2 separate regions of the Homo sapiens genome follow, and region 1 is linked to region 2. Evidence: chromatin contacts called from ENCODE Hi-C or POLR2A ChIA-PET data. All regions are on one chromosome and are shown on one strand. The core of a region is the stretch at or near the end of the contact, and the rest is flanking DNA. Distances in the headings are between cores, read along the strand shown.

Region 1 (3,499 bases), core at 948-3,447, 35 kb before region 2:
GGACAAGCTGAGGCCTGAGGAATGACTAGGAGCTTACTGGGCAAATGTCAGGTGAGATGGGGAAGGAAGGGCCTTTCAGGCAGAGAGAAATGGGCCCAAGAAGTGAGAGAACACTTAGGTCACTTAGTGAGAGGAACGGAGTGATATGGGTAGGAAGGAGACACAGTGAGTTGAGAGGAGACCAGGAAGCTTGAGCTGTAGGTCAGAACTGGGCAGATCATGAAGGCCATGCCCAAGGAGCTTGGTCATAGATTCCCTCCTGCATTTTCCCTCTTAGCTATCTGCTGTAGATTGATTCTATTCCTAGACCCAATTCTCACCCCTTTCTGTGACCTTCCTCTTTGCCATTTGGCATTGTAGTTCCTCTTACTAGACAGGCAGAGTCTATTCTTCTCCCTTGATCTGGATTTGGGCATGTGACCTGCTTTGGCTAATAAGACATTTGCAGACCTATTTTAAAAAGTGCTTGTGCATTTTGACTGCGTTTTTGCACTCTGCTGCTGTCATGAGAGGGATATGCCTAGGCTAGCCTACTAGTTCCAGAAGAAGAACGAAAGACATGTGAGGGGAGCTGAGTCACCCTGGTCAACCTAGCCAAGGCCATGCTAGACCAGCCTATAGCCAGCCAAGCCCCAGACATGTGACACAACCCAGCCATGGTCAGCAGATCCACCTGACAACCTCCAATAGGCAAGCACTAAGCACTTATTTTGCATGTGATTATTTGTTAGTCAGTGTTATTATGGAAATGTAGAACTGAAACACTACCCAAATAGATTGCTCCTTGAGGGCAGGACCACATCTTTTCTACGGTTTTTTTTTTTTTTTTTTTTTTACCAGTGTTCAATAAATAACTAGTAATTGATAGATATAGATTAATAGATACTGTCAAGGATTTTAATACAGGTTGAGCATCCCTAATCTGAAAATTTGAAATCCAAAATTCTCCGAAATTTGAAAATTTGTGAACGTCAACATGATATCACAATTGGAAAAATCCCACACCTGACCTCAGGTATACAAGCTTTGTTTCATGCAAAAAATTATTAAGAATATTGTATGACATTATCTTCAAGCTGCACGTATTAGGTGTATATGAAACAAATGAATTTCATCTTTAGACTTGGGTCCCCATTTTCAAGATATGTCATTATGTATATGCAAACATTCCAAAATTTGAAAAAAATTAAAAATCTGAAAAACTTTTGGTCCCAAGCATGTCATATAAGGGATGCTGAGCCTGTACTATAAACATAGTCATGAAAAATGGGAACTTTCTTGAACTAACGCTGATGACTTTTCTAAAACTTTTCAGCAAGGGGGGAAAGAAAGCCCCAGAGGCAGCCCCTGAAAGGGAGAAAGTGAGGAGGCTGGGTGGGTTGCTCTGTAGGTTTTCTGTATGAAAGCGAAGCCTCTCCCTACCCCACCTCCCTGGGCTCTGGTGAGTTTTAGGATACCTTGCTGGGTGACACAGTCCTCTTTAAAGAGGAGCTGACAGAGGACAAACACCCAGTACACCTTCTGGAGTCTAAATCTCATTTGACAGTTTTTCTAGAATGCCTGTCTTTCCTAGTAAAGCTTGCTCTGACAAATGCTAAGTAGACTGCCAGAGAAAATCGCTGAGCTTTGTGGATGTTGGTCAGGTGGGTCAGAGTTGATGGCATTGTGTCATAGTCATTTTCCATCATCAAAGGAGTGAGGAAGTACTGCTCAAAAGATCCATTTTGCTCTGTCTTGCGTAGCTATGCTTTAGAATGCTGCTAGAAATCTAAGAAGGGCTGTTAGTCTCTGTTCAGATCTCTAGGAAAACTTTCTGAGATTGTGAAGAGGTACTGAACATCTAAGTCCTTTCTTAAGACAGTAAGTCAAGGTGATATACAGATGCTGAGAAAGGCACACACAAGCAGATGTGAGGAATATCAGTTTCACTTTGTAGTCAGCACAGTGCTGTGCTCTGAAGAAGGAAGTCATATACCAAAGCCCACATAGGGAATCCCTGTCGTTATGATGGGAATCTTCCCTAATGAATCAGAGGTGGAAAGTGGCTTTGTAGTCACATTGCCTGGATTTGAGAGTCCAGCTTTGTTATTTACCTGCTGCATGATCTCAAGCAGGAAAACTTAGTTGATGAGCTTAGTTTCCTGTCTTGTAAGATGGAAGTGATAATAGTGCCAACCTCACAGAGTTGTGGTGAGGACTATGTGAGACAAAATATGAAAGGTTTTTGATGAAGCACTGAGTGCATAATGAGATCTGGGTAAATGGTGGCTGAGTGATTTCTGTAGTCCGTGTTGATCCTTAAGAGCCAGGTAGTAAGCAATAATAGTCGAGCTTGTCCTATGAGGGAATGGCTGGTAGGATGCTGTATTGACAAAAGATGAATCTTTAGGGGAAATTAAATTTCTGCTTGTTCCGCTATCAGGCTTGCACTGACTGTAGATAATGCCATAGTGAAACTGAATTGTCCTGAGAGTCCTTTATGCTCACCTATCCCTGTTCTCTCAAGGCTGAACCACAGTCTACTGAAGAACAAATTTGTTCAACTGTAGTAGCTGCGTGGCACATTCACTGCTCCAGGATAACCATTCATTCAATTGGCTAGAGTCTGGGCATGATGGTAAACTTTGGATGATGTAGAGGCTGAGAATTTCAAGGCTAGTGGTCACTGATGACCATTACCATGGTTTTAATAAGTATGTGTCTATATAGTGTGTGTATGTGTGTTCATGAGAAGGGTATCTGGCTTTTACTCCTCCTTTAGTTGTTCAGTCTTTCAGCAAATATTTACTGACTGTGCCCACTGTATGCTAGGCACTGTGCTCTAAGTGTAAGTAGTGTAGACATGCTCTTACTGTTATCTGCAAGTAGATTCATTTCTTAATCCTTCTCTGCAAATTCTATTTCCAGGTACCCTTGTCAATTGGCTTCTTGGTATATTTGACTAATAAGAGACACTAGAAGGAGATAATAGAGCAGGAGGAAGAGGAGGAGCAATGGTATTTCTTACTGTGTCCCCCACCTACCACTTTGGGAAGTGGCTACATCTTCTCTGTGTTCCAGCTCCCATGGTAGCTTCTGCCGTGAATCCAGCTTCCACAGGCAGCCCAGGCCTTGGGATTGTGTGAGAGTCCTTTCTTTCTTTGTTCCTCCAGCCCTAAAAATGGTAGCAGCTTTTTGCTCTTGCTTAAATCTGGGTTGTTTCACTCTCAGTATCTCCAACACTTTTGTAACTAGTTTCCTAAATTAAATTCCTTCCGTTAGACTATCTGGTATGGTCTCTCTTTACCTGACTAGGCTTTGAGGGTTATGATATGGTTTGGCTCTGCATCCGCACCCAAATCTCATCTAGAATTGTAATCCTCAGGTGTTGAGAGAGGGACCTGGTGGGAGGTAATAGGATCATGGGGGCGGTTTCTGCCATGCTGTTCTCCTGATAGCGAGTGAGTTCTCACAAGATCTGATGGTTTAAAAGTGTGGTACTTCTCTATCTCTCCTGCTG
Region 2 (3,723 bases), core at 1,090-3,589:
GTTAGGTGTGTCTCCTGCAGTCCAAGAGGTCAGTCAGGGAAGGAATCACTACATTTCCTAGTCCTTAAATAACTTCTGCCTGAAAGAATTTTTGATTGATGAATTTTATGAGAAAAAAATCTTCAGAAAATGCTTTTGGCAATCTTCAATAGGACAGATGGAAATGTGCCTGGCAGGGTCTGATGTTCTAGGATGAAGTTTCCATCATCTTTTGTCTAGTCACAGAAGGTACTTTGGAGTAAGGAAAGTAAAGCTGAGTTTGATGTGGGCTCATTTGGCTAGGATATGCTAGTCGGACATGCAATTTTTTGGCATGGGTGTCTAAAGTTTTCTGTAGTAAATAGGGATCTTAGTGAACATTTGATAAAGAAAACATAAAACCTCAACAATTGCAGTCATAAAAAGAAAACATTAAAATAGAAATCTAAAATCCATGTGTCTGTAAGAATCTGTACATGTAGACAAAAACGTGTTTATGGGTCAGAGCAGAACCAGAGCCACGACGTAAGGAAAGATCTAGGTTAGATCAACTAAGCAATGAATGCTCCTGGCAGGTTTACTGAGCTTCCGGCTGAGCAAAGGTATTCTGCAGTTTGTATTTTTGATGTGTGTTGTTAACTAATTAAACGCATGCAGCCTTCCTGTGAAGTGAGTCAGTGTTCCTCATTTCACATATGAGGAAACAAGGGCAGAAAGGATAAATGACTTGCCATTTTGCCAGCCAGAAGCATCACCCAGACATATTGCTAGCATTTCCAGTGAGGTTTCAAAGAATGACTTTATATTTCAAATTTAGTTTGGGTTCATGCAAGGCCGCTGAGGTGAAATTTTCAGGTCTCTAAAGCCACTCACTTGGTCCTGCCTGAGAGGTAGATAATGGTCAGTGAGGGTCTACTTGGAAGGTGTGGGGGTTTTAAGTGCTTTTCATGGTGACTTAAATGAGCACTTGTCTTGCTTTCTTACTGTAAACTTTCCACCCCGAGTGCCATTTATGTACTACACAGAACAAAGAGCAAGCTTGCTGGAAAACTAATTAATTCAATAATTGGTGGCAAAGAAACTTGAAAGCTGGCCAGACCAGCAACCTGGTGTGATTTGTAGCAACAGAATAGAAAAATACCTGAGGAATGAGTTCCATGTTTATTTTTTGGGTACTATAATCATTGACAATAAGAGAAGGGGCCATTGAGAACAAACATTATGAATTCAATTTTTCTCATGTGTGGTGGGAGCTTTCTGTGTGGAGTGACCCCCGCATAAGACAGAGCACTCGGAAGTGTGTTGCTAGTAGAGTAGGAAGTAAGCAGAGTGTTATGGGAGAGAAAGACTGCATCAATCCGCAGATATTAGTGAAGAGGGTGTGATTTCTTAAGCAAACGGTGCAGAGAGAGCGCAGAAACCAGAGTCTGCAGATGGTGTGATAGTTAATTTTATGGGTCAACTTTACTGGACCATGGGGTGCCCTGATATTTGGTCAAACATTATTTCTGGGTGTATCTGTTGGGGTGCTTTGGATGAGATCCACATTTGAATCCATAGATTGAGCAAAGCAGATTTTCCTCCCTTATATGGGTGGGCCTCATCCAATCACATGAAGGCCCGAATAGAACAAAAAGGCTAAACCTCCCTTGAGTAAGGGGGGATGCCTCCCACCTCACTGCCTGAGCTGGAACATTGGTCTTTTCCCGCCTTCAGACTCAAACATTGGTTCTTCTTGGTTCTTCAGCTTGCAAGCTTTCTGACTGGAACTTATGCCATTGGCTACCCTGGTTCTCTAGTTTGCTGATTGCCAACTGCAAATCTTGGGGCATTTTAGCCTCTATAATCATATAAGTCAATTCGTTTTAAATCTCTCTCTCTCTTTTTCTATATGTATACACATATATATTCTATTTTATACACACATACATATGCATATATATAGTCTATTGGTTCTGTTTCTCTGGAGAACTCTCATTAATACAGTTGAAAATGGGGTTTTAGGACACATCCAAGATTTTGAAGGATAAGATTTTACCTGTGGGTGGTGGTTGTCAGTGGCAGGAAAAGAGGGCAATGAAAATCCAGTATTAGGTGAGAGAGACATACCAGGAAGATGGGAAAATGTAGACTTGTGGGCAGTGAAAGATTCCAGCTGTGTGCTCCATTCCACAGTCTGTAAGTGTAGAGATTATCACTACTGCATTTTGCCAATGGGAAAGGGAACTAATTAATTAGAGGAAAGGAGGATCTTACAGTATTGGGAAATTTTAAATTTCAATGGAGAAGTTGTCAGAATGTTTCAGAATGAGTCAGAAGGAGCTAAATATTTAGGGGTGCATGGTTTGTGAGCATATGATTCATAGGGGGAATTTTACGTGCTAAAAATATCATTGAGTAAGTGGGTTTTTCTGGTGGTTTTTTTTGGAGTTCAAATTTCCCTTATTAGCAACAAAGCTCTAATATGAAGTGATTATATACTTAGAAAACTATCTTTTAAAGATGAAACTCAAATAATTTTGTAGATGAATTTTAATATGGTAATTTCTTATAATGACCTTTCTTAAATGTACCTTGAGAACAAATATCAGCAGGTGTTGAATGGCTGGATGAAGAGCCTTGTGTCAAGTTCTGAGTAGAGGTTCAGAAAGGAATAAGCAAAGATAGAATCTTTATAATCAAAAGTCCAACTTTCAAGATGTATCAAAATACCTAAAGATTTCTATACCAATTATTCCTCTAAACTCTTTCTAGGGATCGAGCTTACAGTAATAATCCAGAATATGGAAAAAGTCACTGTACAAAGACATTAAGATATTATTAATAAATGTAAAATATAAAAAATTTTGAAAAATAAGAAGCAAGCATTATTCCCATGTCTTGAATAATGTTGAAATAAATTATAGCACACCCACTTAACAGAGTATGCTATTTATATACTATTATGCACCAATAAAATGTTGGCTATGAAGACTATATAATAAATATGGGAAAAGTGTATATATTTGTGTTAAATGGAAAGATTAAGATAATAGCATTTAATAATAAACTAACATTTATTTAGTACCTATTAGCTAATATCTCAATTTTACATTCTTTACATGTTTTAACTCATTTAATTATCACAATCGTACATGGTACGTATTATTATTACTCCCATTTTGCAAATGAAGGAACTGAGACAGAGGTTAAGTAATTTTCCAAGGTTACACAGCTGGAAGTAGAGCCCAGGATTGGAATGCAGGCCATCTGGCCCAGAGATGGGATATAAAATTATGTTTATTGTATGATTAAAACTATCTATTAGGATAAGGTGGAGAGAGAATGTATTGACTTTAAAAGGTGAAAACACTTTTTATATACAACCATATTTCTACAAAGCTGTTATCTTCTATGATGCTCTACTTACCCAGCCACTGAAATAAACATGATCTTGTCAGTCCTGAAAGTACTGAATGGATTGTGTGACTCCTTGGAGGAACATGGGCAGTTGTTTTCTTGGCATTTTAAGAGTGATCTGCAGTGGTCTTAAGTATAATTTACCATTTGTCTTCTCCCTTGTGAATCTGGTTGCACACAATTGGAAACCAGAGGAGGTGCCTGATATTGGCATGGATACACCCAAATAAAACTTTGCAAGTTGATACTACCCTTTGAGGACATTGTGGAGCCTACACTTCAGACTCACACAAGACCATTTTATAAGAATATTATATGACATTTAGTTGTTATTTACAGTTCAGA

The links. Hi-C counts contacts between places; a loop is a spot of excess contacts on that map. ChIA-PET counts read pairs that join two places held with the same protein, here RNA polymerase II (POLR2A). Pooled maps may share reads with other maps.
Region 1: a loop to region 2 is called in a map of naive thymus-derived CD4-positive, alpha-beta T cell, with 2.8 times the contacts of the local background. The contact joins two enhancer-like sites. A Hi-C loop is called at or near these places in 4 of 168 maps with a recorded cell type or tissue (CD4-positive, alpha-beta T cell, CD4-positive, alpha-beta memory T cell and naive thymus-derived CD4-positive, alpha-beta T cell), 5 of 37 single-sample maps with no recorded cell type and 12 of 50 pooled maps. POLR2A ChIA-PET finds 5 or more read pairs at or near these places in 9 of 52 experiments (CD4-positive, alpha-beta T cell, CD4-positive, alpha-beta memory T cell, GM12878 and 5 more).

Annotation. Positions count from the first base shown.
Region 1 is chr2:147,662,314-147,665,812 of GRCh38, reverse strand. No RefSeq gene overlaps it. Among named protein-coding and RNA genes, the nearest start is that of ACVR2A, 180 kb to the left of the region's middle. Within about 2 kb of position 2,197, at least 5 of the 41 ENCODE cell types and tissues checked have a DNase peak (open chromatin) inside an H3K27ac peak, as active enhancers do; they include GM12878, where a contact is called at or near this core.
Region 2 is chr2:147,627,692-147,631,414 of GRCh38, reverse strand. No RefSeq gene overlaps it. Among named protein-coding and RNA genes, the nearest start is that of ACVR2A, 220 kb to the left of the region's middle. Within about 2 kb of position 2,339, at least 2 of the 41 ENCODE cell types and tissues checked have a DNase peak (open chromatin) inside an H3K27ac peak, as active enhancers do; they include GM12878, where a contact is called at or near this core.